Regions from separate parts of the Homo sapiens genome. Here region 1 is linked to region 2. Evidence: read pairs that join two places in POLR2A ChIA-PET (ENCODE). Cell type or tissue: Panc1. All regions are shown on one strand. Links, peaks and the distances in the headings refer to the core of each region. The heading gives the core; the rest is flanking DNA.

Evidence for each region. ChIA-PET counts read pairs that join two places held together with the same protein. Peaks named below come from ENCODE experiments on the same cell type or tissue, not always from the same donor. Only the 100,000 strongest peaks of a DNase experiment are listed, where the experiment ranks them.
Region 1: POLR2A ChIA-PET joins it to region 2 with 5 read pairs; 19 of 35 experiments call an interaction of 5 or more read pairs at or near these places.

Annotation. Positions count from the first base shown.
Region 1 is chr9:33,151,527-33,154,026 of GRCh38, reverse strand. All of the region lies in intron 1 of B4GALT1 (beta-1,4-galactosyltransferase 1), which reads left to right. Among named protein-coding and RNA genes, the nearest start is that of B4GALT1-AS1, 14 kb to the left of the region's middle. RefSeq lists an enhancer at 207-326. In Panc1, for the core only: no CTCF peak of the experiment used is centred there; no DNase peak of the experiment used is centred there; H3K4me3 peaks cover 2 bases; H3K27ac peaks cover 581 bases.
Region 2 is chr9:33,027,120-33,037,107 of GRCh38, reverse strand. DNAJA1 (DnaJ heat shock protein family (Hsp40) member A1) reads right to left here. Exons shown (of 9, transcript NM_001539.4): 4 at 7,119-7,223; 5 at 6,441-6,668; 6 at 2,778-2,892; 7 at 419-534; 8 at 1-93. Among named protein-coding and RNA genes, the nearest start is that of DNAJA1, 6.8 kb to the right of the region's middle. In Panc1, for the core only: no CTCF peak of the experiment used is centred there; no DNase peak of the experiment used is centred there.

The sequences.
Region 1 (2,500 bases), core at 1-2,500, 120 kb before region 2:
CCTTCCTCTCTCTCTCTCTCTCTCCCCTCCCCTCCCTTCTTTTCCCCTCCTCTCCCCTCCCCTTCCCTTTCTTCTCTTTCATAGTTGTTTACCACTGTCAGAAAAGGTCTGTTCGTTTTCTTTCGTCGTGAGATCTTTGTTTGGTTTTGGTATCAGGGTAATACTGCCTCAAAAAATGAGTAGGGAAGTGTTCCTTCCTCTTCTGTATTTTGAGAGAGTTTGTGGTCGGTTTTTATTAATTCTTCTTTAAATATCTGGTAGCGTTCACCAGTAAAGCCATCTGGGCCTGATGTTTTCTTTGTGGAAAACTTTTTGATTCCTAATTCAGTTTCTGGTTATAGGTCTATTCAGACCTTCTATTTTTTCTTAAGTCAGTTTTGATAGTTTGTGTCTTCCAAGGAGTTTGCTTCATCTAAGTCATCTAATTTGTTGGCATACATTTCATAGTGATTCCTTATGATCCTTTTTATTTCCGTTAAAGTTGGTGTAGGGATAGTCCCTCTTTCATTACTGATTATAATAATTTGAATTTTCTTTTTTTCTTAGTCTTGCCAAAAGCTTGTCATTTTTATTGATCTTTTCAGAGGACCAACTTTGAGTTCATTATTTGTTCTCTTTGTTCTTATTTTTCTGCTTCATTAACTTCTCTAATCTTTATTCTTTCATTCTGCTTGCTTTTGGTTAAGTTTGCTTTTTCTGGTGTCTTAAGGTAGAAGGTTAGGTTACTGATTTGAGATTTAAAGATCATGCTCTTTAAACGTTTTGATAGATACTGTCAGTTTGCCCTCTGGCTTTTTCTCATTAACAGTGTATAGGAGTGCTTATTCCTCACACTCATACCAGCCCTGGGTGTTACTAACCTTTATATATTTGCCAGTATCATATTCAGACATAGTATCTTGTTTTAATATGTTTCTCTGATTACTGATGAAGTTAAGCAAATTTTCACGTGTTTATTGGCCATCTGTCTTTCTTTTTTCATCCTTTCTTTCAAGATGGGAGTCTTTGCCATGTTGCCCAGGCTGGACTCGAACTCCTGGGCTCAAATGATCTTCCTGCCTCAGCCTCCTGAGTAGCTGGGACTATAGGCGTGAGCCACCATGGCTGGCTTGCCCATTTGTATTTCTTATGTGAGTATTTTTTCTTTTTTTTTGAAGTGGAGTCTCACTCCATCCCCCAGAGTGGAGTGCAGTTGTCCGATCTTGGCTCACTGCAACCACCGCCTCCCAGGTTCAAGTGATTCTCACACCTTAGCCTCCCAAGTATCTGGGACTATAGGTGTGTGCCACCACACCTGGCTAATATTTGTATTTTTAGCAGAGATGGGGTTTCACCATGTTGGCCAGGCTGGTTTCAAACTGGCCTCAAGTGATTCACCTGCCTCGGCCTCCCAAAGTGCTGGGATTACAGGTGTGAGCCACTGTGCCCAGCTGACTTTTTTTTTCTTTTTTTTAACCCTTTTTTTTTTTTACCCTTTTTTTGGCCCATTTTTTTTTACCCTTTTTCTTTTAACCCATTTTTCTATTAGTTTTAAAAATATGTTTGCAGGAGCTTTTTATATTGTGGATTTTTCTTGTTTATTACATATCATTTGTAAATATGGTCTCTCCATCTGTCACTCTTCTTTATCTCTGGTTTCTTTAGCTATGTAGAAGTTGTTATGTTATGTTATGTTATGTTATGTTATGTTATGTTATGTTATGTTATGTTATGTTATTTTTTGGAGAGGGAGTCTTGCTCTGTCGCCCAGGCTGGAGTGCAGTGGTGAAATCTCGGCTCACTGCAACCTCTGCCTCCTGGGTTCAAGCGATTCTCCTGCCTCAGCTTCCCGAGAAGCTGTGATTACAGGCACCCGCCACCACACCCAGCTAATTTTTGTGTTTTAGTAGAGACGGGGTTTCACTATGTAGGTCAAGCTGATCTCAAACTCCTGATCTCAAATGATCCTCCCAAAGTGCTGGGGTTACAGGCGTGAGCCACTGCACTCGGCCAGAAGTTTTGAATTTTTATGTGTTTAAATCTATGTTTTCCTTTATGACTTCAGGTTGCTTTCATACTTAAGCAGGTCTTCACCATCCCAAAATGATAAAATTTTTCTCCTGAGTTTTCTTCTAAGTTGGTTCTTTAGAAGCCACCAACTTGGCTTCGACAGCAAAAGATGAACAGAATTTCTGTTCAACTCTCATGCTGCAAGAAGCTTTATGTAATACTCCAGGGACCCTTTAAGGTCCCAGAGTTTTCCTCCAAATCTATCAGTGATTCTAGTGGCTAAGAGTAGAAATGTGAAAATTTAGCCATGTGTGCTGATAGAGCTGTAGTAATTTGTAAGCTCTGAAGTTCTAAGGAGTCAGGGGAGAAGGGAAAGTAACATTTATTGAACATCTATTAGCTCAATAAGAACATGCGATAAGTATGTATATGTATTATTTCACTTACATCTGAAAGGAAGGCATAATTATCCCCACTCCTTAGAGAAGGAAATTGGAGCTGGCTACATTTA
Region 2 (9,988 bases), core at 5,061-7,560:
CGATGATTAGGCGACCCTTTTCATATGGTCTACGATAAATTGGCATGCCTTCATTTAGTACACACTTGATATCTCCATGCTTGACAATCTGACCTAAAAACATTGAAGCCAAGTTCTTCCTTAAGTATGGTCACATTTTTATGAGGCAGGGAATATAAAGAACAGAGCACTGTCCTAGCTCATTGGCAGGAGTAAAACTTACGTGGCAAAGCAATCCTGTTACCTTTCACTTATGGGTTTTCCAAGGGCTGACAAGAGAGCCAAGACCTTATAACTTCATCTAAGCCCAGAGAAGGATATGTAACCGAGAAAGAAAAACAATGGGTTTCCCTCAGTGCCTATACTACACTTTGTTAACAGGAGACAAGGAAAATACTAGAATAGAAAAGAGAAGTTTAAGCTTGCCTAGTTCCCATACCTGGATGAGAGGTGATGACGATGGTTCGGTTGTCAAGAGTAGATATTGGCTTCTGGAAGCCACACAGTGCTTCAACGAGCTGTATGTCCATACACATGAAAAGGTCTTCTCCTCGTCTGCATAAAATATGACACATATTTATATTTTTCAAATCACGAATCAGTAGATGTACCAAAGCAGGCTGTTTTTTTGTTTAATAAAAGCAAAGGGTCTTTTACAAAGACACCCTTTTCTTCCCCCATTGTAAAAATCAAGCAGAGCAGAGATCTGGGAAGAGCAAACATGTGCAACCTGCCAGCCCCGTTTCCTAGTTAAGGATTCAAAGTCATTCCACACACTCTAGGCAGCCTTTACCATTTACCATCAGTGAACTGTTTCATTACCTAGTTTTAAATCTGGTTTCTCAGAGGGGAAAAAAAAAAAACAACTCACAAGAGTGAGGGTTAGGCCAGGCACTGTGGTTCGCATCTGTAATTCCAGCAGTTTGGGAGGCTGAGGAGGGTGGATCACCTAAGGTCTGAAGTTCAAGACCAGCCTGGCCAACATGGTGAAACCCCATCTCTACTAAAAATACAAAAAATCAGCCAGGCATGGTGGCGCGCACCTGTAGTTCCAGCTACTCGGGAGGCTGAGGCAGGAGAATCACTTGAATCTGGAGGCAGAGATTGCAGTGAGTTGAGATCGTGCCACTGCACTCTAGCCTGGGCAGGGTCCTAGATAATTTAGGCTCTATGAAATTAAACAATGAGGATATGTCCAATTTAAAGGGACTCTAACAATTTCCTCATTGATGAACCTGAAATAATATTTCCTGGCATATTGTGAGTGAACACAGCCTTTCATATTTAACGTTAACAGCCCACTTCCTCCTTCTCATGCTTAGACTTTCCTTTTCCAACCCACATTAATAAAACATCTTTAGGCTGGGCGCGGTGGCTCATGCCTGTAATCCCAGCACTTTGGGAGGCCGAGGCAGGTGGATTGCCTAAGGTCAGGAGTTCGATACCAGCCTGGCCAACATGGTGAAACCCGTCTCTACTAAAAATACAAAAATCAGCTGGGCGTGGTGGTGGGCGCCTGTAATCCCAGCTACTCGGGAGGCTGAGGTGAGAGAATTGCTTGAACCTGGGAGTTGGAGGTTGCAGTGAGCCAAGATCTCACCATCGCAATCCAGCCTGGGCCTGTTGAGCGAAACTGCATCTCAAAAAAAATAAATAAATAAATAAAACATCTTTAATACCCTTCTCAAATGACAGCATCAAAAGCCTGAGCTTGACAACATTTCCCATTATCTTCAGACATTTGTAAAATATTAGTCTTTTTTTTTGAGACCAAGTTTTGCTCTTTTTGCCCAGGCTGGAGTGCAATGGCGCCATCTCAACTCACCGCGACCTCTGCCTCCTGTGTTCAAGTGATTCTCCTGCCTCAGGGCCTGCCACCATGCCTGGCTAATTTTTTAATTTTTAACAGAGATGGCATTTCACCATGTTGGCTAGGCTGGTCTTGAACTCCTGACCATCCACCTCGGCCTCCTAAAGTGTTGGGATTACAGGCGTAAGCCACCAAACCAAGCTGAAATATTAATTAATCCTAAACTAGTTTAAGATGTTCCCAATTTCACCTCCACTCCATTAAAAAAAAAAAAAAAAAAAGGTGGGTTCTTACTGTCACCCAGGCTAGAATGCAGTGGCATGATCATAACCTTGAACTCCTGAGTTCAAGCCACTCTTCTGCCTCAGCCTCCCCAGTAGCTAGGACTCCTGGCCTCAAGTGATCCTCCCACCTCAGCCTCCCAAGTTGCTGGGAATATAGCATGCACAGAGGGTGTTATGTTAGCCATGGATCACAAACATTTGCTGTTAATCATCCATCTTTCTTGTGCTTCAGTGTTCATCATACTCATTATTTAGCTCAAAATGGTAGACCTGAATTTATACTTAGTATTGAGTTACAATTTAAGTTTCCTACAGAGATGCTTTTGGATATTTATAATTAAAAGCAATTCAATTTATCATAAATGAGATTGAAAACTGGTGAGAGCTTTAAGGCACTTAAATTGCTTTACAAAGATTGAGGGCAAATTTTTGTCCAGGGATGTTTTCCCCACCCATCTGCTGCTTAGGTTCACACAAAACATCTAATTGAAACACATTTTCAACGTTCCATACTTAGAGACAAAAAGCTAAAAATCTGATCCTATGTATTCAACCTCTTATGATCTGAACAATGGTTAACAATCTTCCTGAGAAATAGGTTCTAAGAGTAATGGAAAACACTTTAAAAAAAACAAAAAAACAAAAAACAAAACCAACAACCCAAATATGTGATATCAATTTGAGTGGTTGATAAAAGTCTTTACCGAGTAAAAACAGCATGGTCCTTCTGATCTAACACAATGATAATATCGCCTGGCTCCAGTCCTGGTTCTTGGTCTCCTTCACCATGGAATGTTATCTTCTGGCCATCTTTCATGCCTAAAAACAAAACATTAATTTTGTACTTTTATTAAATATCCAACTAAGGTCAGAATCATAAAATCTATACATAGATGTTTGTTTATGCATAAAAATCACAGAAATGACTAAGAAAGCCCACTTAAGTAGTTCAGTCCAATTTGCTCCTGAAGAAAGGTATCATAGTGGAGAACACAAACTCCAGAGGCAAAGAGACTAGCCTTCAAATCTCAGAGCTGCTATTCACTGGCTGGATTACCCTGGGGAAGTAAGCTGCATATCCTTTCCAAGTTTCAACTTTCCCACAGACACCTACACCTCATTAGCAATATTTAGAGTATTAACTCAACAGGTATATGCTGGTACTAAACCATGACTGGCTAACACTGGTTATAACCAAAAAATGTTAATTAAGTATTTCAGTTTCATTACTTATAACACATCAAATTACTTCTATTAAAAGTCTAACAGCAATGTAAATCAAGACCCTTCTATTGTAGTATTTATATATAAAACTAAAAAAATTTTAAATCTATAATCTTCTCTTGAGATAGGATCTTGCTCTGTTGCCTAGGCTGGAGTGCAGTGGCACAAACATGGCTCACTGCAGCCTCCATCTCCTGGGCTCAAGTGATCCTCCCACCTCAGCCTCCCGAGTAGCCAGGACCACAGACCAGCTAATTTTTGAATTTTTTTTTTTTTAATAGAGATGGGGGTTCTCATGTCGCTCAGGCTGGTCTTGAACTACTGGGCTCAAGGGATCCTGCCTCGGCATCCTATAGTGTTCGGATTACAGACCTGAGCCCCTGTGCCTGAAAATCCGTATTTTAAAGAACTATTCAGTATAGTCCCCTTAAAAAAAGGGTAATTATACTTTGAGAGGCCGAGTCAGGAGGATACCCTGAGGATAGCACCCTGGAGCACAGGAGTTCCAGACCTTGTCTCATTTAAATTAAACAAGCAAACAAAACAATCAGTGCTAGACACTCCCTTAGCCCATGTGGTCCGTAAAATACAAGGGGAGGAGTATTTTCTAACAGGGCAAAAAAACACGCCTTTTTTTTTTTTTTTAAACTGAGACTTCGTGCCCCTCACCTCTGACCCACATATTTTAGTTCAGTAAGGGTTTGGGCAACGTCTCTTAGAACATAACTCATGTAAGAAAACCTGTGTTTGTAGAGTATTACACCAAAGCAGTTATCTCCTGATTATTTCCCAAGATCACTCTGGTTACCTAACAGAGCAATCATGTTTCACCTTTACGTATGGAAAATATTAATCCTGTATAAACAGAGCCAACAGTACAATGAATTCCTACATATCCATCCAATTTGGCTTCAGCAGTTACTAACTCATGACTAATATTTCATGTATTACACCCCTACGCATGCCCCCCACATATACTTTCAAGCAAACTCCAACTATATCCATTAACCCACAAATACTTCAGTACGTACCTCTTAAATAAGGACTTAAAGCGCTATCAGTATCATACACTGACAAAATTAAACAATCTGTCTTTAATCGTGTATTGAGGCAAAATAACTTGTTATGCTAGGGAAGCAATTAAACTCAGCTAGGTTTTCCTGAATACAGAGTAAGAGTAGGCACAGCACAAATGCCTTCACTTGCTATATAGTTAGGGCATTAATTTCAAGTTCTCACTTACAGTCCATTGTTGATAGGTTCTTGGAAATTGCTTTAAATGAAATGACACATAACAAGACCAATTTTTTTCCCCTCAGCTGTGTTACAGTGACATGACATTATTTGAGGACCTGCATGACATTATTTGAGGTCATTCTGCTAGAAGTCCCAGTTTCCAAGAACCTATCAACAACGTTAAGACTTACTCTGTATGCTATTGGTATCAAGAACACCTCAAAGTATAAACCTTAGGCATGGGCCCACTAAGGGGTAAACACAGATTTATTAAGTTCAACAACTGGCCAAGGAAACTTATTTTTACCTTTCAATGTACTACATTCTTGGGTGGAACCCTGGGGGTCAGAGAGGCCAGTATCATGAGTCACATGATAGAATCCTATTGCAGCCACTTATGTTAATGTAGATTTGTATATTAATATGGAAATATGTTCAAATATTAACAGTTCCAGATTGGTATCATACCACAGTACAGTATAATAGTAGACCCATTTATAAACAGCAAAATCTGAAAAGAGATTACCATAATGTTGACTTAAGTTTCCTTCTGGGGTTATATACATTTCTTAAAATTTCTGCAGTGTATTGCTGTAATACATTTTAAAATGTTTTTGCAAGTTGACAAGAGTAAAATTTAAAAATTGACAAATCAATCAAATCCCGAGAATACAAAAAAAAGGTTATATAGTTATTTCTAAATCTGGAGCCCAATGGGTTAGGGAAGTGTCAAGTCTAAAAAAATGAAAGGTAGTCTATCAAATCAATTAACGGAGCATTTAAATATAATAGATGGGCAAGTAAGCCAATTAAGTGGGCCAATACGCTTATTTAAACTAGCCCAGGCCAGGTATGGTGGCACACACCTGTAATCCCAGCATTTTAGGAGGCCAAGGCAGGCAGATCATTTGAGGTCAAGAGTTTGAGACCAGCCTAACATGGTGAAACCCCATCTCTACTAAAAATACAAAAAAAATTAGCCAGGTGTGGTGGTGCACACCTGTAGTCCCAGCTACCTGGGAAGCTGGGGCAGGAGAATCGCTTGAACCCAGGAGGCAGAGGTTAGAGTGAGCCAAGATCGCATCACTGCACTCAAGCCTGGGCAACAGAGCAAGACTCTACCTCAGAAAAAAACAAACAAACAAAAACATGCCCATTGGTTTAAAAAATAAACATGAGGCGGGGTGCGGTAGCTCATGCCTGTAATCCCAGCACTTTGGGAGGCCGAGGCAGGTCATCACCTGAGGTCAAGTGTTCGAGATCAGCCTGGCCAACATGGTGAAACCCCGTCTCTACTAAAAATACAAAACATTAGCCGGGCATGGTGCTGGGTGCCTGTAATCCCAGGTACTTGGGAGGCTGAGGCAGAAGAACTGCTTGAACCCGGGAGGCAGAGGTTGCAATGAGCTGAGATCGTGCCATTGCACACTCCAGCCTGGGAAACAAGAGCGAAACTCCGTCTCCAAAAAAACCATGAATTTTTATGAGACCCAATTCTTCACCTAACTCCCCTTTCAAATCCTTAAAAGTATGCCTATCCCTTGATCTAGTAACTCCTAATTAAGAATGTGTACAATTCTAATGTTTTAAAAGATGGAAGAACTATGGTTTAACAGGAGAGAATTAAGTTTGGAACACTATTCAATCATTTACAGGACCACAGATTTCAAAAGATGATCCTGTTATATTAAATGAGGAGATTCCTAATATATTCTGTATTAGTAATATACCAATGTGCAAAATTATGTCTGGATAAAAGAACATTATTTACTAAGCTGCTAAGAGTTATTTCTGATTGATAGGATCATATATAACCTAATTAAGAATGATTTTTAAACAATTATAAAATGTTAATAATAAATCTGCCACAGCATTCAAGACTTCAGAATAAGTAACTCAGAACTCACCTTTGTCAATATGAACTTCTAAAATTTTCTTCTCTCGAACTATCTTCCTTCCGTTGCAGCTTTTACATCTATCTTTAGGACTGATCCGCTCCCCATGGCCCTGGCACTCCATGCACACAGACTGAATTTGCTGAACCATTCCAGGTCCTATCTGATGAATTCTTATTTGCATTCCAGTACCTCGGCAATTGGGACAGCACTCTACTGCTCCTTTCTTACCTCCTCTACCTAAATTTAAAAAGAAAATTAAATAATGTATGAATTAGTAGTGTATACAGTAGTAAATGTTTTAAGAAGACAATTCCTAAATGCTATACTTTTAATATTTTCGAAGCCTGATGGAATGCTACCCTCTGAATGTACAACTGATGAGATCATTCCAATGAGTTTCATTCTTATTAGAACACACTTTCCAATAAATTTTACTTATTACAAAAAAGATACCAAACTAGCTTGATCCCAACTGTATTTAAAATATACACAGAAAAAAGTGCTGATATTTCTTTAGGTGGGAGGTTTTCAGTTGGTTTTCTTCATATCTGCCCTCTCCTCCCCCAAAATCTAGGTAGTGTACATGAATCAATTTTACATATCTATCTAGAAGTCTTAGCTCCATTTTCAGGTGTCATATTAAAGGTGCTTAAAAACAAAACAAAACAAAACAAAAAAACACCGTACCTTCACATTTGTCACAAATCACATTCTTTTGCAGAGCCAGTTTTCTTGTTGCACCATTATATAAGTCTTCTAGGGTTACTGAGAGCTGATGTACAACATTTTTACCTAAAACAAAATATTTCTCATTGCAAATCTGTTTAAGATGCTGGATCTTATTTGTGCTAAAGGCACTATAAAGAATGTGGCAAAGAATAATAAAAGATGAGCCTCACAGGGTACATCTGTTGACTACCTACTATATACACAGAATGTTCACGTTATCACAGATGATCCTCAAACTGTGATGTAATCACAGATGAGGGAAAATCAGGTCAGAGATTAAATATTTGCTTAAGGGCACAGACGTGGCCATCTTGGAAATATGGTAAGCAAAAGCATTACCTTCAAAGTCACTTGAGAAAAACCAATGTTATTTAAAAGGGCACATTTCACAATAATCCAAACATTCATTTCTGTCACAATATATTTTTTGAAGCTTTCACTTCGTACCGTATTGAGCAACATGGCCAATTACTTCATCCAAAAATTCTGTAGCACAGTAAATTCTCATTAATCAAGATTGGCCAGGGAAGCTGATGTATTTATTGAGTCACCACAGAAGAGTATCAATTTCTACTTCTTCCTGATTTAGTAGAAAACAGCCCATTTACTGCTGGGCCAGCACTGGTTGTTTTGAAGGCCAAATTTCTCATACCTTTTATAATAGCATTGCCCAACAGAACTTTCTGCAGTGATAAATGTTTTATATCTGTTCTGTCCAACGTAGCAGCCACCAATCACATGTGCTTATTGAGCATGTAAATGTGGCCATTTAGACTAAGAAACCGTATTTTTGTTTTTGTCTTAAATTAATGGAGCCACACATGGCCAGTGGCTACTAAGGAGTGCCTTACTTCACTTAAATCAGAATAGGAAATGGAAGGTCAAGATCTCATAAGGACACTGAGGTTAGAAGTATGAAGTCACCTGCTAGTAAGTTAGTAAGTTCCTAACTAGTGGTCCTTCCACAAGGACTTATTCACAACAATATTATTGCCTTTCCACCAACTGAAAAAAGTTCTCAAACTCGTTTCTGTACAATATGCCTAATGAACATTTTAACTTTCTAATCAAGCATGAAATACCATTAATTATGTCCTTCTGCTTATAGTTCCACCTTTAGTTTTGGCACGCTAAAATCTAGCTGCCCTTATTTTGAACAGTGTTGAGTATAAGGAAGGAAAAATAAAGCTTCTAGAGCTTGATGAAGCGCATTTCCCCAGAAATAACCTCTCAATATGATCATAAGCCACATAAAAGAGCTTGCCAATGTTAACCTGCAGGTTCTTTGTAAGGTAAGTGAAAAACCACCACTACTTTTTTGTGGACAAATTCTAACAATTTACTAAGCAAGTCATTTGGATTGTGGACTTTCTTTTTAAGGAGTTTAAGTATCTTAATAAAAACATAATCCTTTCCTTGAAGATCTTTAAAGAAAAACTGAATAAACAATTTCCCAAATCTTTCTGAACCTTAAGAAGCTCAAAGTGAAATTTAATGGCTTGGCCATTCATTCTAAAACTGGTTCTGCTCATCAGCCCTTATTTGTATACACTATACTGGAAATAAAGTGAGACTGATTTCTCTTGAACATTTTACTCCTATAAGCAGTATTTCTAGAGCCCATAGGCCACTTTCCTGATAAACATATTAAATACATAATTTTGACACAATAAAGCTGAAACAAGAATAGATAGATGGCAGGCAACGAACCAGTTTTCAGCCCTGGCTCTGTTGGCTTGCTATATGAGCTTGAAGAAGTTTTAGGTTTCTGAACTTTAACTTACTCCCATTTGAAAAAGGCCACTGTACCTACCATCAAATTCCTTTGGGGAGTGAGGGAACACCAAATAAGATCTGTAAAAAGGGCTTGGAAAATTATATTGCTATATACTTTGTCTTTTTTTTTTTTTTTTTTTTTTTTTGAGACAAGAGTCTCGCTGTGTTGCTCAGGCTGGAGTGTAATTGGGCGATCTCAGCTCACTGCAACCTCCACCTCCCGGGTTCAAGCGACTCTCCTGCTTCAGCCCTCCTGAGTAACTGGGATTACAGGCACGCACCACCATGCCTGGCTAATTTTTGGATTTTTTTGGGTTTTTTGTGACAGAGATTCACTCTTGTTGCCCAGGCTGGAGTGCAGTGGCGTGACCTCCGTTCGCTGCAACCTCTGCCTCCAGGGTTCAAGCGATTCTCCTGCCTCAGCCTCCAGAGGAGCTGGGATTGCAGATGCCCACCACCACGCCCAGCTAATTCTGTAGTTTTGTAGAGATGGGGTTTCACCATCTTGGCCAGGCTGGTCTCGAACCCTGACCTCAGTGATCCACCCACCTCGGCCTCCCAAAGTGCTGGGATTACAGAATGAGCCACAGCACGCGGCCTGTTCTCATAATTTGTTTGATAATATCTAAGATTTTTGGAAGCAGTCATTTGCTACCACTCTGTTGGCTATTTTTTAGGCCCCTTAAATCTCATTTTAAAAAAAGCGACACCACTGGCTGGGCATGGTGGCTCACACCTGTAATCCCAGCACTCTGGGAGGCCAAGGCAGGTGGATCACCACCTGAGGTTTGCAGTTCAAGACCAGCGTGACCAACATGGTGAAACCCCATCTCTACTAAAAATACAAAATTAGCCGGGTTTGGTGGCACATGCCTGTAATCCCAGCTACTTGGGAGGCTGAGGCAGGAGAATCGCTTGAACCCGGGAGGTGGAGGTTGCTGTGAGCTGAGACCACGCCATGGCTCTCCAGCCTGGGCAATAAGAGGGAAACTCCGTCTCAAGAAAAAAAAAAAAAAAACCACAACAAAAAAACACGACACCATAAATCAGAG